4 separate regions of the Homo sapiens genome follow, and all the other regions are linked to region 3. A link is a loop called in an ENCODE intact Hi-C map of the cell type or tissue named here. Cell type or tissue: mammary epithelial cell. All regions are shown on one strand.

What was found. Peaks named below come from ENCODE experiments on the same cell type or tissue, not always from the same donor. Only the 100,000 strongest peaks of a DNase experiment are listed, where the experiment ranks them.
Region 1: a loop joins it to region 3, with 6 times the contacts of the local background. A loop is called at or near these places in 15 of 110 quality-filtered maps.
Region 2: a loop joins it to region 3, with 6 times the contacts of the local background. A loop is called at or near these places in 5 of 110 quality-filtered maps.
Region 4: a loop joins it to region 3, with 9 times the contacts of the local background. A loop is called at or near these places in 45 of 110 quality-filtered maps.

What each region holds. Positions count from the first base shown.
Region 1 is chr4:74,370,838-74,378,837 of GRCh38, forward strand. The region is part of intron 1 of EREG (epiregulin); the gene reads left to right. Among named protein-coding and RNA genes, the nearest start is that of EREG, 9.7 kb to the left of the region's middle. RefSeq lists an enhancer at 3,341-4,540. In mammary epithelial cell, CTCF peaks have their summits at 196 (motif pointing right) and 6,237 (motif pointing right); DNase peaks (open chromatin) are centred at 204 and 3,904; H3K27ac peaks cover 5,425 bases.
Region 2 is chr4:74,870,080-74,878,079 of GRCh38, forward strand. It overlaps LOC105377282 (a long non-coding RNA gene), which reads right to left. Exons shown (of 4, transcript XR_938886.2): 3 at 4,789-4,911; 4 at 1,671-1,928. Among named protein-coding and RNA genes, the nearest start is that of PARM1, 59 kb to the right of the region's middle. In mammary epithelial cell, a CTCF peak has its summit at 4,875 (motif pointing right); a DNase peak (open chromatin) is centred at 4,882.
Region 3 is chr4:74,316,128-74,324,127 of GRCh38, forward strand. It overlaps EPGN (epithelial mitogen), which reads left to right. Exons shown (of 5, transcript NM_001270989.2): 5 at 1-662. The region is part of intron 2 of LOC105377276 (a long non-coding RNA gene); the gene reads right to left. Among named protein-coding and RNA genes, the nearest start is that of EPGN, 12 kb to the left of the region's middle. In mammary epithelial cell, a CTCF peak has its summit at 4,514 (motif pointing right); DNase peaks (open chromatin) are centred at 3,544 and 4,594; H3K27ac peaks cover 1,152 bases.
Region 4 is chr4:74,666,503-74,674,502 of GRCh38, forward strand. No RefSeq gene overlaps it. Among named protein-coding and RNA genes, the nearest start is that of BTC, 120 kb to the right of the region's middle. In mammary epithelial cell, a CTCF peak has its summit at 4,792 (motif pointing left); a DNase peak (open chromatin) is centred at 4,779.

The sequences.
Region 1 (8,000 bases), 55 kb after region 3:
TTCAGAGATAAGGCAGCTCAGTTGCAGGGAAACAAAATAAGTATGTGAGCTAGAACTGGATTCCATTTCTCATGAGTCTAATGCAGGGTTTTTCAACCTTGTCTCAGTTGACATTAGGGACTAAATAATTCTTTGTTGCAGGGAGGCTGTCCTATGCATTGCAGGGTGTTTAGCAGCAACCCTGGTCTCTACCCACTAGATGTCAGTAGCATCCCCAGTCGTGACAACCATCATAGTCTCCAGACATTACCATATGGTAGCAATGGTCCCCAGGAGCAATTTTGCCAATGAGGGATACAATTTTGCCAACCTTGGTTGGCAATTTTGCTCCTGGTTTAGAACCAATAACATAAAATATACTTTTTTTTAATTGCTGTTACACATTGCCACCCATACTTCACAGTTTGGAAAATTAGTGCTTGAGTTACCAAGACAAAATTAATTTTAATGATAATCTGGATACAAATATAAAGCCCATTCTCATGTTTAAAAAATCAGCTTGGCAATATTTATTGCTGATTTTAGCACCGTTCACATCTAATAATGATGAGTCTTATTTACGATGGAATCATGAATACTGTCTCTGATTATTCCTTTGATAACCACCCTTTACTTCCTTTTACAACTCTACTCTCTTAGCTCTCAGCAAACTTAATTTTCTTTTTTCTCTAATTTCTTTTTCTCTTTTCTTTGCCACTTCTGTCTGCTCTCTACCACCTGTTTCTCAAAGTTCTGTTATTTTCCAGTTCATACTGTTTTCCTTGGAACATATAAATGTCTTCCATTCCTTTAAAGGCAGTATCTCCTCATATGACTTTCAAATAGACTTCTCCTAATCTCCAAATAAATTCTTATTCCTTTACTGTATTCCCAACAGCCTCAAAAATATAAATAGGTAATACCTATAGATAAACATTAAACTCAAATATGTTCACTCCCTTCATGCCTTCATGCCCAAATGCCACCACAAGCCTGCTGTCCTGCCTATGTCTCCTCCTTTTTTAATGGCAGCATTCTCTGTTTTTTTTTTTTCTGACTAGAAACTTGGCATCATCTATAAATTCTCTCCTTTCCTTACCACCCTTAGGTGTCCAACTTCTTTAAGTCTATTTAGGGCAGGAACAATGTCTTTTGTACCAGTTTTCTTTCCAGTGTTTTGTTCAATATCTTGCATGTAGACAACGCTCAATAGATATTTATTGAGTAAACATTATTTGACAAATGTAGTTACTAAAAGCAAGGATGGGGTAAGCTGCCCTCCTTTTTGATGATTGGATTGTAACTAAGCCCATCCCACCAGCTATCATGCTATGGAGGCATATGTGGCTCTCACTGAAGTCAAGGTCGCCAATGTCAACTCAAACTATATTTTCATAAACTATATTATCTGAAAGTAGAATTCCTTAGCAGCCTGCAGTGTGTGAGTTGTATTATGTGGGTTCTCTGAATAAAAAGTAATTAATTTCGAGTCTTTTGAAATCATCTTTAATGGATTCCCTTTCTCTTGTTTTGTGTGCTCTCACTGATTAAAACTTTATCCTTGCAGATTCATGTTTGGCCATAGGCATCTACAGAGAATACAATATAGTCAATATGCTTCTCAAGATGCCATTAAATATCCAGGCTTCCTGCCACAATGTGGCCATAATGAAAAGAAGGCAAATTGCAGACACTTATAGTCCAAACTGTTGCGCCTTCAGGAGATGTTTCTTTTGGAATAATAATGTAAGAATAATTTAAGTTGGATTTATAGAAGTGAGAAGCCCGATGGAAGGGAGTCAAGGTAGAAAAGGTTATAAAAAAGCTCTTCTTATGTAAGATTGTCTTGAGAAAAAAATATGTTTCCAACAGAAAATTTGAAACAATACTCTATAAATGAAGCTTTGGCTTTTAGGGGAGGCAAGTCCCACCTTTAGAGATTTTAGTCACAGAGTTCCAAACACTCAGATTAATTTAAATTGTACTTTTTTTTTTTTTTTTTTTTTTTTTGAAACAGAGTCTTGCTCTGTCACCAGGCTGGAGTGCAGTGGGGTGATCTCGGCTCACTGCAACCTCTGCTTCCCGGGTTCACGCCATTCTCCTGCCTCAGCCTCCCGAGTAGTTGGGACCACAGGCGCCCACCACCACATCTGGCTAATTTTTTTTTTTTTTTTTTTTTTTTTGGTATTTTGGTTTCACCATGTTGGCCAGGATGGTCTCGATCTCTTGACCTCATGATCCACCAGCCTCAGCCTCCCAAAGTGCTGGGTTGTACTCTTTACATAAGAGTTGGTATGTATTCTCCTGCATTCTGGAAATACTTCCGTTATGAACAAGATATACATCTTTAAATTCATATTTAGTGCAAAATAGATAATTCCCTTATATTTTGACTCACTGATTCTTTATTTGACTAGCTTTAAGTATAGCATTGTATGATAATATGTAAGCGAAATATATTAGCATTTGAAGTATGATTTAGAAATGACTACCTAAATTGGAAAGTATAACTTAATGCTTATGACTAGAAACACATGGCATATTAATATTTTTGCTACTTGTCAAGGAAGATTCTATGGCTATTTTTCAAAACTCAAAATTAAAATAATTACTTATTTTTAACCTGTTATATTAACCTTGGGTTTCATATGTTTTATCTCAAATTGCTATAGACCGTTTTTACCTTAGGTCTTAATGAAGTGCAGTTACAAAGCTAACATTAAAAATATATAGGAATAGAATTATTACTGGCAGAAGGCAAGGTTAGTTTTCTATAGATTTATATATATGTGTGTATATATGTGAGTGTATATATATATTTATATATAAGTAATATATGTATATATGTGTTCATATATATTTATATATAAGTAATATTTATAAGTATATATGTATGTATATATATAAGTATATACGTGTGCGTATATATATCTATACACACACACACACACACACACATATATATACTCTCTGAAAAGTAGGTTGCTACTAGAAGGTGCTGACAGTCTTTTCAGTATCTGATGTGATAATGAGTTTTAGAGTTATTTTGACCAAGGTGAAGCAAGAGCTTATCAAATAGTGGAATTAAATTTAAAACAAAAAGACATCCAAAAACAGTGAAGGCATATTCACTCCTTAAAAGCACACAAGATCCAACAAGCCTATTACGTTATAGACAAATTCTAAAATCACAGACTGCCATGGAAGATGGTAGAAAATGAACAGTCTGAGTAGGTTGGCATGTGACCACAGCAAAAGTGTGAACAAAGAGGATTTTGCTATGTGTTTGGGCTGGACAAATGCTATGATTCTGCACAAGTTTGCTTTTCTGGTCTAAATAGCCTAAAAGGTTAAACTGGGAAAATGAGATGCATTTCTTTTATTCTGTAATCTATCTGATTTTAATTTGGATCATTTTTATTTTCTTGATTGTTTTCCAGAATAGTCATTTTACCCTAAGATTTGCAATTATTTTGCTGACTTGGCTTGGTCATCCAGTCACCAAATCCTAGCCTCCTCTGTACTGGCCTCCTTCTGGATGAGCCCTCAGTGCAATCCTTAGGAAGCAAGGTAAATCCAGGCACAATGGCTCAAGCCTGTAATCCTAGCATTTTTGGAGGCCAACATGGGAGGATCATTGAGCCCAGGGATTCGAGGCTGCAGTGAGCAGTGATTGCACCACTGCACTCCAGTCTGGGCAAATGAGTAAGAGCCTCGAAAAACAAAATAAATATAAATAAAAATGAAGCAAGGTCAAAATAAACCGTATGCAATAGGAAGTACATTTTCTACATCTGGCATTTTGTCTGACTGTTGGGCAACCACTTCTTAGTGCTCCAGGGCCCACGACATTTACTGCTATTGCCATTCCTATGATGGCACTCAACCTCTCCCACGCGCGGTCCCCAATATTGTGTAAGGGTGTAGGCTCGGTCCTGACTCACAGGGAAGAGGCGATTTGTATCCTCTGAGTCACTGGCACCACTTCCTGCTGGCACATCTGAGATTTCACTGAAACATAATCTGAAAAATGAAGGCAGAGAGATATATAGGTGAGGTTCACATTCCTAAAACCCATTTGGAAATTTGATAGAAACAATGACCTCTGAATGCATTTCCATTTTTGCAGCTGTATTGTAAAAGAAGCGCCAACTGCCAATTTTGAGTTTACAGATCATCTGTGTTATATCACCTGGCAAGAAATTCCTCTGTATCTTAGTTACCAATGCCACCAGACAAGAAATGCCACCAGATCTGTTTTTTTGACATAGATACTATCTAAAATATTTAGTATCGTAGTGAATTATTTGCTTAGGAAGAATCTACTGTCAAGAATGAAAAAGCCAAATATAGTATTTGAGGTCCAATCATAGAGAAATTATGTTCAAACAACACTAAGGTCATGAAAAGCCTGACATTAAGGAAATATATGCATGCTTTAGCATTTATTCCCTCCCTGTATGACTCATTAAAGTAATGACTAGCGATTCTTTTTTTTTTTTTTTTTTTTTTTTTTTTTTGAGAGGGAGTCTTCCTCTGTCGCCCAGGCTGGAGTGCAGTGGCGCGATCTCCGCTCCCTGCAAGCTCCGCCTCCTGGGTTCAAGCCATTCTCCTGCCTCAGCCGCCTGAGTAGCTGGGACTACAGGCGCCCGCCACCATGCCTGGCTAATTTTTTTTTTTTTTTTTGTATTTTTAATAGAGACGGGGTTTTACCGTGTTAGCCAGGATGGTCTCGATATCCTGACCTCGTGATCCGCACGCCTCGGCCTCCCAAAGTGCTGGGATTACAGGCGTGAGCCACCGCGCCCGGCCTGACCAGCGATTCTTAAGGTTAACAGGATAGTGGATGTAATATTTCTCTGGAGATAGATTTTTTATTCATTGGATCGCATTCACTCTTCTACCCTAGTTTGCAAGTGTTTGGGAGCAGACGCATATTGCAGGAACATTTGAGAACCACTATTTTAAAGCAATAGTGCTGTGCAGATGGACATGACTTAGAATTAATTTTGCTGTTTTCTTGGCCACATCCATCCATGATGGAATTGCAGTTATACACTTTAATTTGAAAGGAACATTTAAAATTATATACGATTCCACCTGTAAAATATCCTGCTGTAGGATTAATGCAGCAAGTCTCACAGAAACTATCCTGAGCGATGGACTGTGTCCAAGGGAGCGTCACGAGTAAGGAAAGTCCAGTCTTTGTGGAGGCACACCCTGGGCTGAACATTCTTTAATTAACAAAGACAAACATTTCACCTGTGGCCTGAACAACTGGAACAAAGTTTCCAACGGTGGAAAAACTAACAACTACTAAAAACCTTTAAAAAAGAAGACTAACAGCAACACTCCAAAGTAAGTTGGATTCTATAATAGTTGCAGGTTGCAATTGGAGGCAATTCCAAGCAGGAAAGGTTAGGCTTTAGTTTATGCAAAGGATAGAGAAACTAGCTTCAAATGTGCATTTTTTTCCCCCTGGCTAGCATTTTCCTGGAGGGAGAATTGGTAATGTCTCCTCCAAAGCTTTCCTCAGTTGAAGAAATATGTAGGAATAGGAATGTCAAGGATGTAAGCACGTGCAACTAAAACTCCAATTTGTACCGAGGAAACTGTATTAGTTAAAGGATTTCATTCTTCAGTAGTGAAAGTATGGTGAAATTATTATTGGGATATAAAACAAAATTGACTTGAATGAGAATCTAGCTTATCCTCCATAAAAAGCTTAGTGAAATAGTTTTCAACTCTGTTCAACTGACAATGAAATCTAGGCTTTAGCTATTTCTTTGTCATTCAACAAAAATATATTTTTTGTAGTTCCACAAGAGCAATTGAAGCAGCATTTATATTGTAGAAAAAGCATGGAGTGGGGAGGGGATAATTCTGAACTTTAAAGACAACAGAATTTTCAAATTGTTGAAGAACAGGAGACTTGATTTCAAAAGATAAATTTGTAACTCTTCTCTTCTGTGGTCACAAGTGATCTTAGACAAGACATTTAATTTAAATACACTGAGGGTATTTGAGACTAATAACTACTTCACAGAATTAAGTGTGAAATTTGATATATGAAGTTATACATTATGATGCTGATGCCGATGTGTAATTTACTTTTCAGAACCCAAAAATATACAATCGGCTTAACAGATACAAGCCTTCTCTAACTGAGAAAAAATAAAATTCTTGTATTACACGAATTAAATCTTTCTTTACAGTACCAAATTACAGAGATAGACAAACTTGTTATAAACCAGAAGAGGGCACTGTCCACATACACTGCTAAAACCAGAGGCTAGAAGTTGAGAGTCAAGGAACATTTATGGGCTGTGACAGCCATTTCAGAAAAAAAAAAAAAAAAACATTAGTTTATTTCACTGTATTCTCCCCAAAAATCTATAAGATAGGAAAAATTAACACCCAGAAAAGTAAATTAATTTTTTTTCAAGATCACGTAGCTCAAGTTTTCCTCACAAGACTGCCTTTCCACCATAATTTGTGGCCTCTATGTTGGGTTAAATACTCTACTTCAATTACAGCTATCATAATTTGTTCTCTGTGATGTCCATTATACTCTAGTATTATTGCCTATTTCCAAATTCTATAAAGTGGCCCATTTAACAATATGTATCCTTGGGAAAAGTTATTTAAACTCTTTATGCTTTAGTTTTCTCTAATGGGGATAATAATAGTATCTTCCTCAAATTGGCCCTGAGAGGACTAAATAATATAATACAGATAAGGTGAATAGGACCATACCTGGTTGTATTAGTTTGTTTTCACACTATTATAAAGGACTTCCCTGAGACTGGGTAATTTATAAAGGAAAGAACTTTAATTGACTCACAGTTCTATATGGCTGGGGAAGTCTCAGGAAACTTATCATGGCCGAAGGCGAAGGGGAAGCAAGCCCCTTTTTCACAAGGTGGCAGGAGAGAGAGGCGGGAAGGAGGAACTTCCAAACACTTATAAAACCATCAGATCTCATGAGAACTCACTCACTATCCTGAGAACAGCATGCAGGAAACTACCCGCATTGATTCAATCACCTCCCTCCTTGGACACATGGGGATTACGGGTCCCTCTCTCAATACATGGGGATTGCAATTCCAGATGAGATGTGGGTGGGGACACAGAGCCAAACTATATCACTGGTACATAGTACATGTTCAAGAGATGGATCGTCCTCTGTCTGAACTGTGAAAGAAATGGAAAGTTGAATATATTTTGTTGCCTTTATGGAGGCATTAATCATCCTTTCATAACAGTTACCACTTACTTAGCTACTTCAACGAAACAGGTTGATTCAAACTCTTCCTGTGCTTACAGAAACTGGATTCTCAGTGTGGTTCATCTGGCATGCCTATTCCTTCTCATATTAGATAGGATATATTCTGATTTTACCTAGATTACATTTACCTAGCTGCCTATCAGTCAAGGAGAATTTTCAGGAGTAGGAAGTCATTCTAGTTATCACGCACCCTAGGCCAATAAGCACCGGAATCCAAACGAAAATGTCCAACCGACTAAACAAAATCACATAGGAGGTATTTATTCTCAAAAGACAACCTTTAGGGTGTAGAAAAAGCAAGCTTAACACACATGTCATTATCCCCCACGGTAGGTATTATTCATTTCTTCAAACAAAATATGTCTAATTTTTTTCAAATCTCAGTTCTGAAATTCGTTATTCCCCAAAGCAATTGCAAGCTGAAGCCATTAATTAATTTAGTGGAGCTTAATTGCTGCTACTACTACTACTACCACCACCATTAGTATTTACTATATAACAGTTACTTAAATAAATTGGAAAGAGTGTTTGAAGTGCAAATACCTAAAGCTTAAACAGAAGCAGCTAAAGCTCTTAACTAAACATCTGTGAAATTACAAGGGTTCTTCTTATGATGATTCCTACACAATTCAGAAAGTACTTGAGTCATTCTTGATATCTATGTTCCAAAATTTTATCTTTTCACTGAATACACATGATGAAACAGCTGATTCAGACTCTTCCTATGCTGATA
Region 2 (8,000 bases), 550 kb after region 3:
AATATTTATGGAGCACCAACCTGTAACAGATGCTGGGCTAAATGATTTATGCCATTTTAATCATTTAATCTTCACAGTCTGCCTATGAGATGGAGACTACTATTACCAGCAAAAGGAAAGTGCGTCTCAACAAGGTTTCTATAGTGAGAAATGGAAGAAGAATTTGAATCCTATAATGAGAAGAGGAGGAAGGGTTTGAATTATCAGATTGGTTCGAATCTCAATACTGCCAACTGCTACATCTTTATTTCAATTAAAATAAAACACCCCCAGCTCATGCATTTACCTACGAGCTTCAATCTACTTTGTTTCTAGGCTTGCTCTCATTACGATAAATTGCCACTTTCAGCTCTCTCCAATTTTTGAGACTGCTCTGACCTTTGATGTTATCAAATTTGGTTTCTCTTGCTTGACTCTTTATGTACTCTAAGAACTTTGGCTGACATTCAACCTCCAAACTGAAAAGCCCTCCTGATGACCATGTGCAAGATATTCCACTTAAGCATCCAATGACTCCAACCCCGGATCTGGTTCTTGCCCCCTCATGAGAAGGATTAGGACTTGAGCCAGGCCAAACCTTCCTCAGTGCCCTTAGCATCCCAGACCCCCACCAGGAAATGTCAAAGACAATATATGTCAAGTCAAAGCATCAATACTTTTATATTTTTGTTATTTTTTAAATGAAAATACTATTTTATGTCATATATATATATATATACACTGCTTGGTATTAGAAGTGCTGTTGTCATGTCAGAGCATTTGTCGGATCTAGTCTTATGCCTATCCTGTATTTTGTTTCCAGTACAACATTCTATGGAAACCTTATTTTGCACAGGTATATTATAGCAAAGATAACATAAAACAAAAGTTTCTCAATATTTAGGTGGTTCTACATTTTGCCATTGATAAGGTTTATTTCATATTGAAAAGCACAATTCTCACCTTTTAAGACAGCAAAGGCTACAATTGTTCACTTTCTAAAGATTTGATTTATTTACATAAACTATGAGGCTTACACCTCATAAGGAATACATTTGTATAATATGAGTGTTTAACTCATTACATTGTGATAATATCACAAATTTGTTGCAAGTTTACCACTCCAGACAACATAGACAAGGAATCTTAATTGGATTGCCTACATTAACCTAAAGAGGTATTTCTAAGTCCTCACTCTGCATCAGTGCATAAATCAAACCTCAGGGGTTTCTACATGTAGCTTCCTAAAACTTTTGGCACACTTTGTTTTAAGCAGATAATCTAAAAATAACAAGAACAGCCAAGAAAATGTATGTAATTTGTTTTTAACATATACATTGTAAATACATTTTAGAAAAAACATTTTTGGAACTTCTCTCTTCCTAAAAGAGCAATTCACTATATCTTAAGGAGCACTAAAACTCCTTTTCTTCTTATTAAATTGATACAGAGTCTCTGTCTCTCAGGCTAGAGTGCAATGGCACGATCATAGCTTACTGTAACCTTGAACTCCTGGGCTCAAGTGATCCTCCCACCTCAGCCTCTCAAGTAGCTGGGACTACAGGCGTGTGCCACCATGCCTGAAAGAGCACTAGAATTCTTAAGTACTATGAACAATCTGGGAAATTATATGTTAAACTATTATTCCTTGACAGTAATATGTGTACATTCAAACTTCTGGGAGAATGCCTTAACTCAATGGCTTGAAAGATTCCTGCCCAGAATGCTAGCAACAAAAGTGGATCAGGGAACTTCTAGTCAGCTTTGGGTATTAATCCCACTAAAACAGTTTCCATTCTTGGGGCTTGGTTATCAGGAGTCTGAAGTGCAGTCGTGGGTGTAGTTATGGCCAACTAGTAGAATGGAAGGATTTGGAGCTTGAGTCAAACAGTCCTGTGTTTGAATCCCTGTCATCTTTTAAAAGTTGTTCCCTCTTTGTTCCTCATCATCTGTAACATAGACATAATAATAACACACATGTGCATTTTAAATAAATAACATGAGTATCTATTACACACCAAGCTCTGTCCTAGATTATAATAATATAGCTGTGAAAAAGACAGACCAGGTCCTTCTGGGAGTTTACAGCCTAGCAAGGAGAAGACAGATAATTAGGAAACAAGGAAACTAAAAAGATAATCATAGTTTGTGCCTAGTACTCTGAAGATAATAAAGCCAGCTAATGCATTAAAGCTGTGCTATCAGATATAGTAGCCATTAGCTACATGTGGCTATTTAAGTTGAAATTGATTAAAATTAAATAAAACTAAAAATTCAGTTTCTCAGTTGCAGTAGTCACATTTTAAGACCTCAATGGCCATATGTAGCTAGAAGTAAAATTTTTCTGTCATCACAGAAAGTTCTATTGGATAGCACTGTTAACTAGATAAGGAGAGTTTGGGGCAAGGGAATACTTTAAATGATATTTATGTATATAAATAGCTGGTTCAATGCAGAAAACAATCTGTAGTGGGATCCAATATATTGGAACTATTATTATGTTAACATATCTTATGAGTCTATATACTTTTGCCCACTTTATTCATCAATTTATAAAGCCTTGGAATAAATCCATTTAAATGTAGCTAATTTGTTATTTCCAATTTATGTACTACTAATATCTAAAGTTCTAGGTTAATAACTTAAGCTCAAGACACTTACGAAAAGTATTTTTTTCTGCATAGGCTTCTTGATTCAAATAAAAAAGGAAATTATTTTCTTAAAATTTTGATGAATGATAAGCCTCAGAAAGTAGCCAAGTGCATTAGGCAGAAAGGACAATGGAAGCAATTTCTTAAAGGTTGAAATCATATTTGAAGTCAAAATAGATAAGGCTTAACAAGGTTCTAAATTCAAAAAGCAAATTCTTCTGTCCCTGATTTTCTGTAACTCTGACACTGATAACTCCACCTACCACATCTTAAAGATCTTTATGACAATCACAGAACTGGTATTATAGTCCCCAAAAGCTATGTGTAAAGCAGTATTTGTGCATCGAATCATACTTCCCAGTGCATGTTATTTTGAGAATATGTTTTACTTAGATAAAAGAAAGTAGCACCAATACAGAAAAACAACCTTTGAGGACTTACTGAATTCCTGGAACATGCCCAATGAAACATGCCAAAGAGAAACAACTACTTTAGAACTAAAAGTTTGTAATACTCACTTTAATACAGTGTGCTATGTAAATTTATTTTTTAATATGTTAAGATAATAGTCTGATTAATGTTTGAGTCCATTTATATTTGTAAATTTATTTAAGAAGCACACACGGGTTAATGTATACCAGCCAGATTTCATTTCTTTTCTTTAAAAATGACTAAGCAGAAACATTAACTGTGTTTGACCCAAGAATTTAGTAGAATTAATTCAGTGAAAAATCTCTATGGAGATATGTTTTCAGCTTAAGCTGGAGGATTAGTCGAATCTCTGTTTCCCAATCTAATAGTAATGGTGTTAATGCCTGTAAGTGTGGAAATTATAAACTACTCTATAACAGCCATTAAAGTTTTGTTGACCAAATGGCTAAATGAAAAAAACAGGTTAACCATCTCATTAGGAGAAGTGAAAAGTGTTGATTGAGCCAGCAGGGAACTCCGAAAATGATTTCCTCTTCTTGGAGCTACCACCTGGTGCCCTTAGGGTAGACAGAAGTGACATGTTAACCATGTATATGGAAATTGTGTCCAAATGTATTAAGTGAACAAATGTGAAACAGAAAGCTCTGTAGGAGGAACACCTTCTAGCTGGGTTTGGCTAGCCACACAGCTGCTCCTAGGACCCAAGGGCAGCTGCTCTTAGCTCCATTTAAAGAAACCCGTGAGAGCACCTTCAATCTTCTCTTTGTGGGCTAATTACCCAGTGAAGCAAGCAAAGCAGTCTCTGTGTACCTTTTCATTGTACAAAGAAAAATCTCAAAGCTATGTCTTGAAAAAGCTTTAAGAAATGGACTGTGTCCAATTATAAAATAGAGCTCTGGTTACTGCACATACTGCACAGTGATTTGAATTGCATCATCTTCCACATCCCCACCAACAACTCTTGGGAGCAAAATATAAGCCTTAGAACAAATTAATAACTCTTTAGGGTCATGCAACAAATAACATGCTTTTTATCTTAGCCACAAGACTCATTAGCAAACCTGAAGTGGCAGCTGCATGCTCTGGCTTCCTGGATTATTCCTGATCCCAAGAACACTAAAGCAATTGTTCACGATCCTTTGCACTGATATTCTGTAGAAGTATGTTTTTAATAAAGTTCTAGGATAGATATCTTAAAAGACGTGTTACTTTAAAAAAAAAGTTGATACTGATACTCTACCATGCAGGTAACCATATTTATAAAATATTTATGGTGGCATTTCTTTCTGGTTCCCAAAGTATTATATGTTCATGCCTTTGAAAGGAGGAAATACACAGAAAGCCAAAATGGAGATTGTGAAGTTTTACTTGCTTTTTAACTGTGTTTGTTCACTTCATAATATATTATAAACATTTTCCCATGTCATTAAATGTTCTTCTAAAGCGTGAGTGAATAGTGGTACAGAACACTCCAATTTTAACAATTCCTATTTTTGAACATTTGTGGTAGTTCCAATTTTGCTATTATAAATAACACTTTGAGAAACATGCTCATACATAAATCTGTCTGCTTATGTTTCTTTGAGATTATAAAAGTGGAAGCACTGGGTCAAAATATTTTAAATATTTTTAAAGATTTTGATAAGGGTGGTTAAGTTCAAACAGCCACTCTGATTTATGAATAAGAGAAAAGGAAAAATAAATAATCATGCCATGGAGTATTTACTGGAAGGAGCTGAACACAAAATGGCCAAGCCTTCGCTTTCATAGAGTTCTTCATTGCAAGGGCAGTGATTGATCCTTCTTGACCACCAGATGGCAGTAGAGAACACAGCAAACTGAACAAGACCTAGAGGAGAAGAGGAATCCACTCTTATTTAGCCTTATATACTTAGCCATTGGTTTTTCCTTGGGCAACTAGGAAGATTGGGCCTATCATATAAACAAAAAATAAATAAATATTATCAATCAGATCAGGCACAAAGACATTGGAGGAACACTTGCCTTTCATTGGACCTGGTGTTGAGAGCCACTAATCTGTTTTGCTTTATGTTTTCCTAAAGTTCTCTTCACACATTGGTCTCACTGCTGATCTTTTTCTGAAGTAGGTTTTGGTTTCTCTGGAAGCAGCCAAACATTTTATGTGAACCCCTGTACTTGCTCACCAGCTCACAATGAGGCAAAGTCTGGGTAAAATGAAATACTTTCACTAATGTCTTTGGGTTTTCCTATTTACTAGCTAAACAGGAAGTCACCAAGCAAAGAAGAGTGGCTGCTGTGAGATACCCCTCCACATTGACCTTAGACAGTCATTATTATTTATTCTGACTTTAGCGGAAAGAATACTTCCTTGCCTCCTTTTCCTGTCTCTGAGGAAAGGATATTCCAGACTCTAATGCATTTGGAGTTTCCAAAGATATGGTAGAGCTGTTCTCAAGATGCCTGAGACATGCAGAAAGCTTCATGATAGCTAGCACAGTGATGCCACAGCTGCACCAGCCAAATGCAATTGGAGTTTCTATTCAGTTTACTAGTGCAGCTACCTGAGCAAAGTACAGATAAAAAGGAAGTAACAACACAAGGGTGCCTCGTACTCCTGTTACCATTATGAAATTGAACTGAGACTTTAGTCTAGAATTTGCAGAGGCCAATTAGAAGGATTTGTTAAAAATATTAGTGCTCTTATCATAAAAACATCTATATGAACAACAAAAATATAAACAAAGAATAAGTAGTCTACTATTTGAGAGTAAGGATACTAACATCTGTTGAGTAATAATCCCTTCTTAAAACACCTAATAAGGGAGTATTAAAAAAAATGGAGATCAGGAAAAAGTCCTGAACCTACAATCAAAAATTAAATTGTACAGTATATGAGGTTCATTAAGCCACGTTCTTTACATGACTTCAAGTTTCCCTTTAAACAATTGGGCAATTCAGCTGGCAGAATAGAAAAAGTGAATGTTCTTTCGGCCTACACTCGTAGAAATACAGTGAGTGTAGTTACAGGAAACTTCTACCTCGCAATCAGAACACATTTGGAATATTTTGCTCAATTCAGAGGAGCAATGACAAACTGGACTCCATCTAGAACAAAGCAGTAGAGTATCAAAATCATGTCCTTTCTACAAGGAATGAAGGTTCCCCTGAAGAGAAGACTTAGGTAACAATATGATAGTTCTCTTTGAATACTGAATGACTCTTTCATAAAAAAAATGGAATTTATCCTTCCCTCTGTAGTTCACAGAACTAGATTCAATGAGTGAAAGTCATAACTTGCCAGGATTTTCATATACCCCCAGGGAGCACCTGTTTCCAATTCCCACAAAGGTACACTGTGGGCTAGTCAAGGCCATGTTCAAAAATTACCATGAGATCCAATCAACAATGGAAGGGTTGCCTGGAATGCAATGAGCTCATGAAAGGTTTTGAGCAGCCTGAGTAATTATTTTGGCATGAATATTCTAAAAGGGGCTCTTAAACTTCGGGGTTTAAGACTTTCATGGAGAAAGATGATCCATGAAAGTTCTTCCAACTCTAAGATTCTGTAATTCCTTAAAAACCAGAAATAAATCAGGAATTGCAAAAATAAGCTAACATATTCAAGGGAAGTTTTTTTTTTCAACTTTTATTTTAGGTTCAGGGGATATATGTGCAGGTTTTTCACCTGGGTATATTGCATGATGCTGAGGTTTGGAGTACAAATGATCCCACCACACAGATACTGAGCATAGTATCCAATAGTTAGCTTTTTAACCCTTGTCCCTCTTCCTACCTCCCCCCTCTAGTAGTCCTTAGTTTCTGTTGTTTGCCATCTTTGTGTCTGTAAGTATCAATGTTTAGTTCCCACCTGTAAGTGAGAACATGTGGTATTTGATTTTCTGTTGCATTAATTCTCTTAGGATAATGGCCTCCAGCTGCATCCATGTTGCTACAAAGAACATGGTTTCATTCTTTTTTATGGCTGCCTAGCATTCCATGGTTTATATGTACCACATTTTCTTTATCCAATCCATGGTCGATGGGCACCTAGGTTGATCTATGTCTTAGTGCTGCAATAAACATGCAAGTAAATGTACCTTTTTGGTAGGAAAATTTGTTTTCTTTTGGATATATACCCAGTGATGTGATTGCTGGGTCAAATGGTAGTTCTGCTTTAGGTTTCTCTGAGAAATTTCCAAACTACTTTCCACAGCAGCTGAACTAATTTACATTCCCATTGACAGTGTATAAGCATTTCCTTTTCTCCACAGCCCCACCAGCGTCTGTTGCTTTTTTACTTTGTAATAATAGCCATTCTGACTGATGTGAGATGATATCTCATTGTGGTTTTATTTGCATTTCTCTAATGATTAGTAATGTGAAACACTTCTTCATATGTTTCTTGGCCACTTGTATGTCAGTAGGGAGAACATTATTATTACATTGGCTTAGGTTAAGATACCAGATTCTTGAATTCCTAATGCAAGACCAAATCTTAAGCCAATAGAGTTTCAGGAGTAAAGATGAGGATAGGGACCTTGTGCAGCTTGAAGAAAACAGTATTGGTTGACTTTCTTAGAGGCAGAAAGGGTCATGCTGAAGTTAAGTAGAATCAAGTTTTTTTGGGTGGTTTTGTTTTGTTTTGAGACAAAGTTTCACTCTTGTTGCCCAGGCTGGAGGGTAATGGCATGATCTTGGCTCACTGCAACTTCCACCTCCCAGGTTCAAGTGACTCTCCTGCCTCAGCCTCCCAAGCAGCTGGCACTACAAGAGCACAGCCGGCTAATTTTTGTATTTTTAGTAGAGATGGGGTTTCATTATGTTGGACAACCTGGTCTCAAACTCCTGACCTCAGGTGATTTGCCCACCTTAGCCTCCCAAAGTGCTGGTATTACAGGCATGAGCCATCACACCCAGCCAGAATCAGGTTTTAAGAGCCAAGAATGAAGAAGGATA
Region 3 (8,000 bases):
CCGGTGAGATCCTCAACATCAGCATGTTGAGATGGACCTCAACCCCACCTCTAACCCTGAAACACACTACTCGATATTATCTTAGGTATGTTTTAGGGTTTAGTTTGTAAAATAATAATTTATTTTTGAAGGAAATATAAAATATTAAAGAGTAATAATAGCTATCATTTTTTAAGATTCAATCTAAAACAATGGACTCTTTTTTTTTCCATTTGTGATGTAGATAAGCAAGACAATTTTGATCATGAGTGGTGAAAAGAGGATCAAACTTGACTATTCTTGCAATGGCAGTCCAGCAACAAGCCTTTCATTTACATTAAATTATAACTTTTCATTCATTCCTAAACCAAACTTAAAATTCTGCTTTCCTTTGAGTAGAAGGTATTTAACTTGTTTTGTTTTTCCTTCAGAAGGAATTTAATGCAAACGGATTGCAGTCAGCACTTTCTGAATGTTTTCACACAGTATGCAAAGCTTACATCATACCAAGGAGTGGAGAGTTGAAGTTTCCTCCCAGTGACTCCAGTGACAGACCACACCTAGAAAGCGTTTCTCTTCCTGAGTATTTCAAAAAGATGTAAAAGAGCTGGGGAGAGTATGGGAAGAAACAATACAGGATTGCCTTTAATTAATTAAGAATTGCCTCCTGATAAAAGGAAAAAGAAATTAATGCTGGAGTATGGAGGGGTGATAACCTTAAAGATTATAAATATTTGTTGTCTATAAATACTTATAAATTATAAACACAATATAATTAAAATTAGAACATCAGGAAAAGAATTAAAATCCTCAGGTTGCAAAACCAAAATGTTAACCAAAACAAATACTCATGAGATTCAACTTTGTTCACCTATAGAATAGTACTTATTAACAACATAAAATCTACCCTGTGAGATTGTATGGAAACTCAGAGTGTGGCTTATGATAACCATCTGTTTATGATATTTCATATAAAACAATCTTGTGATCCTTGTAGTTCCTACCATTAATTTTGTAGGAAGGAATCTCTGACATTCCTATGGAGCTAGAACCACATCTGTCAATGTTTAAGTACCTAAGCAGAACTTAAGAGGAAAATGCATAAATATATTTGGAAATTGTTTCATTTTTTTCTATATGTAAGAAGACCCTAAAAAGAGCCTTTCAGTAAAGTTTGTGCTTCAGAACTACACTTTCAGCTATCAATCAGTTGTGTCATTAATTGAGGGTGGATTATTTAGGAAACAAATGCCAACATGTTTCTGGCATCTTTGACTACATTACACCAGCCAAGAGGTTCATCAATTTCTTTCATTCCCCATTTTGTCACTTCCCTTCGTCTATCCTCCAATTATTTGAGAACACATCCTTAAGTCATCAGTATTCATGAGTGCTTTATTATTTAGCATTTCAGAGTATAATGAGGATGGGGCACAGAATATAATGTCAGCCATCCTGGAGCCAGTAAATTTGCAAAAAAAGTAATTAAAAATGCTTGTCATTATATTCTCTTTCCCCAAGGTAGCTTTTTGTATAGTTGTGTTTTCATAAAGTTTGAAAAGGATGAAATTATAACATAGTTCATCTTTTAGTCTTTCCTGGCACAATACAAATCTAATCCTTTAATTTTAACATGTTCGTTTTGGTGATGTCAAGATTTCCATTCATTATATCTAATTGAGAAAAAAGTCATAAGAAAATAACAAACATCAGCAATTTAAGCTTTTGATGTTAAACATGAGGACAATTCATCTATGCAGAGGACCATGAGGAAGCCATTTAATGTCTCTGCATTACAAAATGTAACATGCTTTCTGTGAAGTGATATAAATATTGGTATCCTACTACCTACACTCATGGGAAGGGTTACCAAAATCCGTCTATTGCAAAACATCACTCTTTCTCGCTTACATCATGGCTGCATGACATCAGGACATGAGTAGCTGCCAAGATGAACTATAAATGTTGAAACTTAATTTGCCAGTGTCTAGCACTGCTAATCTGGGTGAGCCCACATTTTTGTCCAAATCTTTGGCTCAGACCTATTCAGTAGCACATTCAGAAATGTCTTTTCTAAATTCTGCATTTTTATTAAGTATTCAATTTTTATTAATTATTTAATCAATCAGTGCCCAGCTCAGAGTATAAGAGCTTAAGCAGTTAATTTTCTAAGAATTTTAAGTCTAGGCCCCTTGAGAATATCCATGTGAATACAAGTAAAATAGTATTATATTTTACTTCTCTTCCAAAACTAAACATGATGGATGTTCCAGATTGTCGGCAATACCCACAGCTTCCAAAGAAACATCTCATAAAGATTAGAAATGTGATTATGTGTTAACAAGAAGAACTGAATTGTTCAGTCAGGTCTTATCTAACCACCTCATGGCCTTTCTTTGTCATTTTTTATGTCTCAGATATTATTGGGGCATACGTCATCTAGATTAAAATTTGGTTAAGTCTACAGTCAACCAGCTGTCAAACTAGCAGTATTACTGATCTTTAAGAGGGTATTCTTCTTTTTTTTTGTTTTTTTTTTTTTTGAGATGGAGTCTCACTCTGTCACCAGGCTGAAGTGCAGTAGCACAATTTCAGCTCACTGCAACCCCCGCCTCCCTGGTTCAAGTGATTCTTCTGACTCAGCCTCTTGAGTAGCTGGGACTACAGGTGTGTGCCACCACACCCAGCTAATTTTTGTATTTTTAGTAGAGACGGGGTTTCACCACGTTGGCCAGGATAGTCTCGATCTCCTAAGATGGTATTAATTAGGATTCACATCTTTCTGAAAAGAAAAAAATGGCATCTCTAGATCTTTAAAATCACACTAAAAATTAATTCAATATTAAGTTCCTTAACAAATCAAGTTAAAGCAATAATGTAATACAGTAACCATTTATGAGCACTTGCAATGTTTGAAAGCATCAATTGCATTATTTTAGTTAATCCATGCTTGTGTGTAATTGAGGCTTAGAGAAGGGAATCACTTGTTCAAGGTCACAGGGCCTCAGCCTGAACCAGATGCATCTGATGTCAGAGTTCTTCATCTAACATCTAAGCTCTATATAATAATGCTTCCCAATATTTTATGAAAAATATTACTGTTGAGGGATAATTTCTTAGTGAACTTAAAAGTATGCCCAAGTAATTAGTATGCAATTGAAAAAAGTTATTTTCTTAAAATATAGAAAATAATAATTTTTTTTTTGAGATGGAGTCTCGCTCTGTCGCCAGGCTGGAGTGCAGTGGTGTGATCTCAGCTCACTGCAACCTCGACCTCCCAGGTTCAAGCAATTCTTCTGCCTCAGCCTCCCAAGCAGCTGGGACTACAGGCGCCCGCCACCACGCCCAGCTAATTTTTGTATTTTTAGTAGAGACGGGGTTTCACCATGTTGGCCAGGATGGTCTCAATCTCTTGACCTTGTGATCCGCCCGTCTCAGCCTCCCAAAGTGCTGGATTACTGGCGTGAGCCACCACACCTGGCCACAAAATGATAATATTTGTCATGGATCAACCACAAAATTCCCCTGCTGTCGTCTGCAAATTATTAAGATATGTATAACACCCTCAGGGTGAGGTCAGATCAACGTCAAGTGCCTGCTGACAGTTGAGTGCACAGTCTGGGGAGAGACTGTATACTGTAAAGGAATTCTGGCTTATCCTCATGACTCAAGGAATGAGGAGTATTCTCTTAGAGCACTCTCTTGGAATATTGGGAATATTCTACTCTAACCTGTAGCCAGTATTCCTAGAGAATACTGGAAATATTCTAATCTTGGCTACAAGCTATTTCCCAACATTTTTTTAGCTTTATTGAGACATACCTGACTCAGGTTGTTTTTGAGATGAGGGGTGAGGAATCCAAGTGATTGTCATGTCTACAGTAAAATCTCATCAACCCCCTTCTCTCCACATTATCCTCAATCCTACCCCAGCCCCCCATGCACCTTGCAGAAAAGCAGTAAGTAGCGGTGGTCCAGCTTAGGAAAAAAATTGGAAAATAACATTTTAAAAAATCTGTGCAATAGTTTGGCACTAAAATGACCGGTCTTCTAGTTCAGCTGTGTGATCTGAACTTTACTGGGACTCTTTGGATATGATATCCTTGCCTGTTAAGTGGAGAAGTTAGACTCTGAAGATGACCTCCACATTCCCTTCCTGGTTGGAAGTTGTACATTGGAAATGTGATGCCGATAAGCAGATCTATTCCACAGACATATTCCCTTTAGCTTTCGTGGTGTTTGTTTTAAATCAAGCCCACATTTAAAAACCAAGCTCTTTTACTATTTTTAAAAATCTAGCCTCTTTTGAAAAATAAAAAATATAGAGCTCTGGTCCTATTTTGTTTGTGCCAGCGCTCTATATCTTTTGTAACTTTGGTTAGAAGGAGCATGCCTCAATACCCAACTGCTGCTGCTGCTTAGGCTGCCAGCACAGGGTCCTATGGGCCTTTAAGTCTGCAAACTTGCTTCTTTGGTTTCATTTTAATCTTTCCTCATCTAAATTCTCCTGAGTCTAATCATCAAGATGCCTGTAGAGGGCCCCATTGTACTGCAAACCTCATAAATTATAAAGGAGTCTCAGATCAAAGAGTCGCCCAAGAATGTGCTTATTAGGAGAACCCACACTCACCTGGAAACCGGCAGGGGTGGCATCTGGTGACTCAGGCACTGCCCTGCCCACACCTTCAGTCACTCTCTGCTATAATCCTTGCCAGATCTGTCATTTCAGTGCACAAGCTTGCTTATGTTGCCTCCCAGCTTGAGAACTGACACTGACTCCCCATTGTGCACCATGTTTAGCAAGGACTGTTCAGCCTGCATTGTGAAGCCCTCTCCAGGGAGGCTCAGGTGGTCTGTCTTTCTCATCCCCCCTCGCCCTATGCATATCATCAGCTGTGGCCAACCACTGCTCTATGCTCTGCAAATGGGCCACACAATCCATTTCTGTGTTTTACCGTCTCTACTGTTCCTGCTACATGTATTACCCTCCCTCACCTCTGCCAAGATCACATTATTTTTTTCAAATGCTGCCCCCTCCTTAAAGAATGGTGTTATTTACAAATGTCATTTCTCCTTCTTTTGAATTTCCTTGACATCTTTCTCTTTTTTTGTACTTTTCAAACACTTACATTCTGCCTTGTATTATAATTACTTATGTTCTTAGCTAAGTTCCAATGGTAATAATGACAATGAACTTCATTTATTAAATTCACATCATAGACTGGGCACAGTGCAAAATGATTTACAGATAGTATCTCCCTCAATCCTCAGAGACATCCAGGTGAAAGGTTTTATTAGGGGTTGTGTTCAACAGTGGTTAAGAAGACAATTGTCTGGAGTTTAACAGACAGGTTGAAATCCAGCTTCACTCCTACTAGCTGTGCTACCTTAATCAAGTTTTTTTTTTTTTTTTACTTTTCTAAGCCCAAGTTTTGTCATTTGTAGAAATGGGACAATATTTATATCATAGATTGTTTTGAGGTTAATAATAAGTGCTCAATGAATGTTAGCTATTGTATTACAATTGAATTCCATTTTTCACATTAGGACACTGAAATTCAGAAAGTTTAAGCAACTCGTTCAATGATATGCACCCAGTAAGTGGTGGAACCTGGATTTGGCTGCAAGGCTGTCCAGTTCCCAGGCTTTGTGGTCTTAATTAGTGACAGGCAGGTGAGCACATGGCTGCTGGTCTCTCTGAATACAAGTCCTGCTGCACTTAGCACAGTTTGGCCATGGTTGAGTTTGCCCAGTGTTTTTTGAAGTGGGATCTGCATTCTCAGAGAGCTGGGTTTTGAACTCCAGCTGTTTATTAGCTTTGTGGTTGAGAATAAATTATTTTATCCCTCTAAATCATAGTTGCCTCCATTATAAAATGGGGAAAATAATCACACCCACAGGATCATTTTAGGGTTAAGTTAAATCAGATAGCTAATACAGGTAAAATTCATAGAACATAGCACTCATTCAATAAATATTACTTATTATAATTATAAATCATCTAAAACTCCCATTGAAACTCTTAATGACACTCAACACGGTAAGTTTTGTTACAAGGTGACATGTATTCCTAAAAATCATTACACTAAAAAATTGAGCAGGATATCCTACAGGACTCATTCAAAAATGGGGGTTTGAGAAACAATATTCAAAAAACTTCTTCAGTAACATATTAAAAACACCAAAAAAACTCTAAAAATGGTAACACAATTTTATACATTTTAGGTGGTTAAAATATACATAAACAGTACAATAAACATGGTACGTTGTCTTTAAAAAGACCTGCAGTTTGCTTGTGGAAGTGGGTATTGGCAGGGTTTAGCTTGTGAATTATTATCAAGTGATGGAAGAGGGGTTTTTAAAATTGGGTGGAAAGTTATAACAGCAGATGTGGTTGAGTGTGGTTTATAACTCAAACATGAGCCAAGATCGCTGGTAGATATTTGAGAATTGCACACATGTATGCTCTCTCCTATGCTGCTCTGCTCAACAGTTTTCTCCTCATCTAGCATTTCTCTCAGGTGAAATTATACCTAAGCAAACACAAAGTTCCTGTTATGTACAGATTATTCTTTATGTTGGAATAAACTCACGCTTTCAAGACAAGCATTAAAACAGAACTGACTGTACCTTGAAATTATCACAACCCTTGTATCTCAGTCTCAACCTTCATGATAATTATTAAACCTTTGAAATATTCTGATATTAGGCACTCAGGACCTTGGGACCTGGGGGTTATCATAACCCTCATTTCTCCACCTAAATTTACAAGTGTCAAGGACAAAATTCCAAAGCCCCATATTACTGTGGATTCAAGTTCTCATCATATTATTTGTACTTTTTTTCAAGTTATAAATGATTAGAAACCTTTATGACTATATTTTCCTTCTTAAATCAACTAACATTCAAAGATGGTTTTCATCCTAACATTATCAACTTACTGTATTAATAGGAATAGCTCCAATTCTTCTTCTTTTCCTTGAGACTTATTCCCCTCTGTTTTACCCTCTGAGCAAACTGTTACTTTTATTCAAAAGTCTTTAAATGGCATGGAAGAAAAACGGTTTTGCTTCCTTCAGCAGTCTATATTAGGCAGTATATTAGCCCAAACTGCAGATCTTACAGTAAGAAATTGCTTAAGAATTGATGAAACATTTGATTAAAAAAAGGAACAATTAAACAAAGGAATCTATAAGAAATAAGAGAGTCAAACTTGGTATATACAGGTATTAGGGTCCCCCTTTTGAGTCTAACACATGTTACTGTCAGGGCTTAGGTCTGCCTAGGTAGGCTAAGCAAACAGGTGCATCTGCATACTGGTGCTTTGGGTAGACTGAAGTCCATTTGCTTGAGGAACTAGAGAGCTTCCGATAGGTGAACATACCTTCAGCTGCTCCTTAAACCTGGTTAGAATTGATTTATCTTCCAGTGGTTTGTATTTGCATGTTGTAAAAATTAAAAGTTTTTTGTTTGTTTTTGTGCCTTCCCAGCATCCATGCCCCTTCCAAAAACCACACCAATTTTGCTGTGGAGTACCATTCTCCTTCACCTTCATTGCGCCTGGTTTAGTTGTGCATCCCTCAATTCTCATTCCAGAAGTAATCAAAGCATTCCATTACCCCCAGTATTACTGCTATAGAGACAGGAACAATACAGAGTGGTCGCAAGAGAATAGAAAATTCCAGGCAGCAGTTTTACATAACTAGCAAAAAGAAACTGTTGAAATAGCTGCAGAGGCTAGGGGCTGATAAGACCCTGAAAAACAGGGTGTGGACCAAGCTGCCTAAGAAAAACTGGACACAACATGGTGGATTTGACCTTGCTGTTACCTAGGACCTCATTATATGCTCATTAACACACTAAATCACACACCCACAGGTGCCACGACAGTTCCAGGAACACACCTATTTGGTGTAAAAATGGGTGGCATCGAAGTTAGAGAAATCTTCACCTTTTTCAAGGAACACTCATGAATATTCTGTTCCTTGGTTAAAGAAACCCATAAAGGTAGAAGTCTCAAA
Region 4 (8,000 bases), 350 kb after region 3:
AGTGAAAACAACACAAATGTCTATTAGCTGATGAATGAACAAAATGACAAAATGTGGTGTGTGTATATGTACATGCATATATATGGATACATATACATATATGCATTTAATGTCTGTGTGTCTTACTCTCTTCATCTGTGAAGTGGGAATAATAGTAGCACCTCCCTCCCCAGATTGTGTAAGAATTAAATTAATTAATAGAGGGAAACAGCTTAGAAGAGTGCTTCACACATAGCAAGTGCTGGATACATTTTGGATTCTATTAGTAATATTGGAAGGAGGAGCAGCAGGAGTACCTTTTACTTAGTTGATATGCAATAAATAATATTGTATTGTTAACATTTCCGCAACAACAAAATCTTTGTCAATATTATTTTAAATGATGCATCTACATTTTCTCAGCTGTTCCTCTACTGTTAAATACGTTGTTTCAAGTTTGAGACTAAGTTATGCTACAATAAGCATCTTTGTGCACCAAAGATTTTTTTTAATCATTCCCTTAAAATAGATGATCAGAAGTGGAATTACTGTTTCCAAGCACATAATATCTTAGAAACTCCGCATAAGAGCTGCCAAAGTGTTGTTGAAAAGTGTCTTCTAATTTACTCTGTTTAATCTATCTCATGTCACCTGTGTCTGAGACTGCCTGTTTTACTCTCCCGTCAGCCACATGAAGTGATAATTCTTTTTATAATCTTTGCTAATTGGTATCTGACTGTTCTTTTAAATGAAATTCAATTGTTACTCAATTTTAAATGAAATTCAAATGTTACTGAGGTTGAATATTTTTTCAAACATTCTCTTTGGAACTTTTTGACCATTTGTACATTGAGTTCTTAGAAAAACTAAGAACAGTAAGTTTTTTCTTAGACCTTGAAGAGCTCTTTGCACACTAAGTATATTTTATATATATATATATATAAAGTATTTATTATATATATTTAATGAAATAGCAAGAGATGTATGTATATAAATTAAATATAAATTGAATAGAAAATAAAATAAATGTTTGGCATAAAAGTAAGTACAGAGAAGCTATCTATTTCACTCATGACCCAACTAGGTCTTGAGGTGTTTAGATAATTACAAGTAACTTTCTTCCTCAAATTTCAATTTCTACTTTTCTTTGTCACTACTCTTCATTAGAAAGTGGTTCTTGAAAGATCAGAAATTGTTAGTAAGAAATTCTGGCCAGAAGAAGTAAATTTTGAGATCATATGTGATTTCTCATTTTAATAAAAGATCTACCTGAGAAATGAAAGGATTGGAATTCTAATCCAATACCTATTTGACTATAAAAGTCTTTTAAAAATCTTTCAGAAGGCACCCTGCTTTCTGCCCAAGACGTTCAAGGCAACATTCAAGAACTGCCACACTCAAAGTCTGTGCCCCTATTACTCTGACCTCTCTCTGTTTTATTTTTATAGCTGTGTTCCCAAGGATTCCCCTAGAATGCAAGGTAAATACTCTCATATTTAATCTAGTCTTCAGATAAACCTAATCTGGTCTGGCAGCTGTAATTTTTAAGGAGCTTTCATGTTTTAATGACTGCTTTATCACTGCAAAACTGAGATGTGTGAACTGCAAACCCTCTGTGATATAGAGCTACACCCTTTTTGTTGAAACACTTGCTGAGTTTTATTAACCAAGAAATGTTTGTTTAGCAAATCATGGAGTTTTATGATCTATAATACATAGTTCCATATCATGTAAGATTTCTATGGATTTCTAAACACAAAACCATCTTCAAAGAAGCAGAGGTCCCCAGGTTTGTTTGGAAAGACCCATAATTAACTCTTAGTACATGACAGCATTTAACAGGGGACAGGCTTTGGGAACAGGGTGTGTTTTCTGTAAATGACAACTCCTTTCATAAAAACAAAAACACTATCTCATTGGACAAGTCCTGCTAACAGATTTTTTTTAATCCAAAATTGTGTTTTTGTTTTTTGCATGCTTAGTTTGCCCTCATTGAGGATGTAGGTAGAAGTGAGTGGGGATGATAAGGGTTATTGGGGAGGACTGGGTGGGGTACATTGTTCTAATGACAAAAAGTAGGATTGTTACAGCAGTTGTACAGACTAAATGAAAATTCAGTGTACTTTTTTTTTCACAGATGTCAGAGAGCGTAGTTGAACTGAATTTGAAATTACTTAAACGCCAATCATAGTCCTTGATATGGAGGAATAAATATTTTCATAACATTTAGCATCTAGTAACAAAGCAGTCATACATTTATGTTATGTATTTATTTGAGCTATATACTGTAACTGCTACAAACCCAGTACTGCATTGCATGAGGCGGATTCAAAGACAATAAAGAGATGAAATCCCAGTTCCTGCTTTCATATTCAAATTGATCGTTTCTTAACTTTCTCCCTCCCTGGCTCTTTTCTTCCTTTCCTTCCTTCCCTCCACTCTTTTCATACCAACAAAGCAGTGATAACAAAGAATGGACAAAGGTCTCAGAGAGGATAGGGAAACTGAAGCCCAGAAAGTCTAACGTTTTATAGGATGTTCCATACCGTAAGTTTCCCTTACTGTAACATGAAAGTAACAACACATACCACACAGGGGGATCTAAGAAACATACAAATGTCCTCAAAGTGATCCACTCAAACCAAGCACTCAATAATGCAGGGTAAAATTTTGTCTCTCATCAAAAAGGGGAGCAAAGGGGAGAAAGGTTTTCTAGACCAAGGGAGTGTCCTGTGTAAAATTTACCAACACAAGAGATTTTGTTCAGAACCATTAAAGTTTCATTAGAATCCTTGCTCAAGAGGAAGACGATATAAGATAAGATAAAGAAATAAGTAGCTCTTAAGAGCTTTGCTTTCCATGCTAAGGAGCTTGGATGTGATCCTGGAGGAGATGGAATTTAAATAGGGAAGCTGTGTGATTATATGTACTGGAGATGAATGAGATCAAAGCCAGAGTGATCGGTTAGGAGTCTCATAGAATAGTGAAAGCAGGTGAGAAACTAATCTACGACAGTATCAGAAGGGATAAAGCTTACACATATTTAAGAGAAAAAGATAAATAGGCCTTGCATAAAAGACATGCTCAAAAAGTCTCTATTTCAAACAAAAAAATTCATGGACCAACAATACAGTGCTGGCTGTTGAATACCCCTCTGACTTCAATCACTTTCAGATTCACCTCATCTTCAGGAGAAGCAAAGAAATGTAAATGTTTATTGGTGTTTTATTAATAATTGTTTCACTAATCTAGTTGACAAAGGATGGTTCCTACAATTCCACTTTTATTACAAACCTCATGCACAATAAATCCCCAGTGTTTCCTACAGGAGGGTTCTAGCCTTTACTGAGTTCACCAAGCCCGTGAGCTAGATATTATTGTTGCCCCGTCACAGATTAAAAATCTGAAGATCAGAGAGGTTTGGTAACTTGGGCAAGGTCACACAGTGACTATGTGACAAAACTACAATTAGGAGTCAAATTCATGTGACCTCAAATGGTAAAACTTTCCACCACAAGATATTACTGTAGTATGGTAAAAGACATTGATTCTCAACACCATCTTGATATCAAAATTACTACGGGATTTTTTTTTTTTAAGCAGAAATGTTTAGGTCCCATCTCAGATTTCCCAAGTCAGGATTTCCTGGGGAAGAACAGTGGCAACAACGCTTTTCAAAACATCCCTGAAAAGTTCTAATGTGTAGGCTGAGTTGGGGAGCCTACTTCGTGGAGGTAAGAACGAAGTTCTGCCTACATTGGAAAGTTAAATGAAATGAAGGAATCCACACTCCTCCTCATCAGTTGGGAGGGTGATGGATCATACTTCCATCCAGTCCTTATATTCGTCCATATAAAAAGACCCTACAGTATTAGAAACAATGAGCTACAGCAGAGTGGGCAGAATTAAATCTCATACCTTTCATTCCTTGTAACCTGAGAAGTAAATATGGTGCATAGTGCTCCAATATCTCCCAACTCAAATCTGAATTGATAGATGGGAAAGGAAGTCAGAGTTTCAAGGAGAAGTACAGAAAAGAAATAGATTCTTTCTTGGGCCTTTCCAGAAGATGCTACAATAATTTTATTGTAATTCTCTGATTAATTTCCTCTACATCAAGGATCTCAACTAAAAACTATAAATTGATAGTCAAGATTTTTCCCTTCCCTCTACCCAGCTTCCTCTGACTAACTCCTGCTCATTCTCAACAAATCAATTTAAAGGCAGCCTTACCTGACTCTCACACTCTTCTATAAGTCCTCTCTTATGTTCTCCCACAGTGTCCTGTGTCTACCACTATTACAGCCTTAAGTGCTAGGTAGTGCAATCATTGCATGTATTATCTGTCTCTGTCTAGACTTTAAGGTTCCCGAGGGCAAAGAGTTTCTTAGTTCACTTTATATCTGTAAAATCTAACACAGAGCCTACCACAGAATATGTGCTCAGTAAATACTTCTGAAATGAATGAATATATGAAGAAAGGAAGAAATGAAAAAAGAAAGAGGTGGTGAGAAGGGAAGGAGAGAAAGGAAGAAGGAAGGAAATTGGCAATGTCCTTTGGAGATTACTGTCAATACAACTTCTCTCCAACCTCAATGGCTGAAAGATAAATAGTGTGATATGAAATAACTATTTCAATGGTAAAAATAAAGAAGAAATGGGCAGATATATTATCTCAGATCAAGATGATTGTAACAAAGTTGAAATTTCCTATAAGGTTTCTTCTATTACTGCATATGAATTACCTTCTATTCCACCTAAATAGCCTATTTACAGACACGGATGGGTAAGAAAGGGCAACGATGCCCCCCAGAGGCTAAAGGCAGGAGCTTGGAAAGCAGCCATCATTTATTTACTATTGGCAGAGAGCTCAAGGATATCTATGGAGGGGGTGACTAAAATAAAGGGCAGTTTCCTGCATAAAATGGTAATTTGAAGGCTGAGGGCAGAGGGTAAAAAACAAAGTGGTGTACCAGAGGCTATTTTTTTTCACATTATTATTTGCTTCTGGGGCACAAAATGCAGTTTAGTAACATAAAAATATAGTCTCAGTGATTTGCAAGTGAGTAGCACCACCAGAGATATTACAGAAATCTGAATTAAATTAAATTAAAATATTCCTCATAGGTTACATTAACACCTGTAGTATTTAATCCCAATATTGGAAATCCAGTAGATGTATTGGATAAATCCCAAATCTACATCTACAAAATTATTTACTCCTCATAGATGAGGACTGGGTTTTCTATTGCTGAATCCTCATTGGCTTCTGAGGACCTGGCACTGAGTAGATGATAAACAAGTGTGTACTGAACAAATGCATGCATGTGCCCATATGTTTTAAGATGATTATATGCATTTGCTTGGCTGACAGTTAAAATGCTTCAGCTGACTAATGTGCTTCCATGACTTCTTGATTGGGCCACTATATGCTGAGCCTTCTGTTCTAAGCATTAATGTTTATTGTGCTTTCTTATTAGGAAATTAAAACAGCAAAACAGTATTAACAATAATTAGCCTTGGAAATAAGAGTAAGCCCACACACAATATAGTGCTTACTAACAGCCCATAATAACGACAGGACTCATCAAAAATAACTACCCCATTAAGTTGAAAGTATAATTGTCAAAAGAAACACTATCTCTTCATTGGCCAGGCATTAGTGAGCCAATGGATTTCAGGGGTAGCATTCACATTTAGAGGCTATTCCAATGTTTCACTGCCTCAAATCTCCTCTGACCCAACCTTCACTCCCTTCAGCTCAGCACATGCCCTTAACATTTACTTCACTAAAAAAAAGCAGGCCATTGAGAATTTCACCTCCTCACTGTGTCCTAAAAATGCCCTGAGTCTGATTCTTTTCTTTCCCTTGCCGACTCTGTCTCAGAAGAAAGTGGGCTCTCCTCACCTTTCGGCGCTGCAGATCGCATTCTCCTACAACCTCCTACCAAGAAACTAAAGCTCTCACACAGCTCCATCCCTGTAACTAATTCCAGCTCTTCCTCTGGCTCTATTGGTTTATTCCCCAACACCACCTATGATTGTTCCCCAACACCACCTATGATTGTTCCAACACCGCCTATGATTGTTCCATCTTTAAAGTTTCTTCCTTGACCCCTTTTCCTTATCCAGTTCTCTCCTCTCTTTCTCAAACTTTCCAGAAGAGAGGCTAATGCAAAAGTATCCTCTTCCACCCTTCCCAGTCGCTCCTTAGTTCACTACATCTGTGTCTTGTACCCAACATTTTATCAGAACTACAATGATAAACTATAATAAGAATTATTGCCAAGGATTTCCAGATCAGTGGTCCAGTGGACTGGTTGTTATGCATTTATCTTTCTGGACTCCACCCTCCACATCCACCACCATTCCCTCTCTTCCTCCTAGCAGTACAACACTCAAAAAAGGTGCATCACACAATCTCCCTTCATTATTCTACTTGGAGCTCCTGGACAAAGTGACTCCACCTTGTATATTGAACACATTTCTGGTTTTGTATTTTTCAAATTATATTCTAATGAATATGCTTATACTTCTGTCTTCCTTTTCAGATTTTGAGCTTCTTGCAAGCAGAAAAAATATCAGAATCATCTGCCTCACAAGTGTCTGGCACAGTGCTTGTCACATAAAGATGGCCCACAAAACTTCAATGACAGAAGAGGGAAAGGAAAGAAGTCTGACAGATATCTAACTATATCCAAGAAAGACATGAAAATTCATTGATTTATAAATTTGCATATAAAATGTAAAGAAAGAAAAGTAATATCCTATATCAGAGATGGCTCTTTGTTTTAGACCTCATAGAATTTCAGGCTGCCTTAAAGATTATCCTTCCTTAAAGAGAAGAAAGAAAGGAACAGAAAGTTAACGTTATTCTTTTCGAATCTACACAATTAAAGGGTGAAAAAAATAAGCCTAAAATGTACATCCCCAAATCCAATGCACTTTCTATTATCCTATATATTTACTTTCTCAAAAATTAATTTCTCAATTATTTAATTACAAAAAAGAAAGGTTGAATGCTTATTTGTTAGGATTGTTGCAGGTGTTCAAGGAACAAAACAATTGTAGTACCTGTTCGCATGGTATAGACAGACAATAAACCAACATAAATAATAAAATGTCAAGTAACTACTAAGAAGAAAAATAAAGCAATATAAAAATATAGCTAATGACTGAGAAGGAGTGCAATTTTCAGAAGTGCTAGTAATAAAAGATTTATCTGAGGAGATGAGATTTGAATAGAAAACTAAATTATGTTTTGAGTTATTTAAGGAGCACACCGTGAAAGATGTAACAAGGGGAAGTAAGAATGAAGGCCCTGAGATGTGAATGATCTTGGTGTGATCACAGAGTCATGAAGAATAGAAATGAGAACATAATGCAAGTGATTCTGGAACGTGTCAGATCATGGAAAGTGTTGGAGACCACTGTAGAGATTTAGATACTACACGAATATTACAGGTGTTGGAGTAGGAATTAACTCTGTTAAGATCAACCTAGGTGTTAGCGGATTGGATTGTAAGGGGGCAAGAGAAGGAGTACAGAGACCTGCTAGGAGGCTATTGCAAGAGTCCATCTTAGAGATCAATTAATGGGTCAGGATGGAGAGCTGAGTGCTGGAAAGCAGCCAGATGTGTGATGCATTTTGAAGGTGGAGATGAGTGACTCTTCTTAGCCTACTTGAATGGAGGCTGTAGGAAAGGAGAGGATAAAGAAGAATTGTTAGGGATTTACCAGAGAAGCCAAATGAAGTGGGTGCCATATGCTGAGATGAGGAAGCCCAAAGGAATAACAGGTTAGGAATGGAAGGAAATCAGGAATTCCACTGGGACATGTACAGGTTGAGATGTTTTTTGGACTTTTAATGTATAGATCATCGTGCCTCTTATTTCTATTGCTGCTGAGAGCAGTTCAGTTCTGCGGGTGTTTTTAAAAATTCACTCCATGTTATTGGCCAATTGACCAGATAGATCAAAAACTCAGAAGAGACAAAGCTCATTTTCCAGAAACACTCTCAA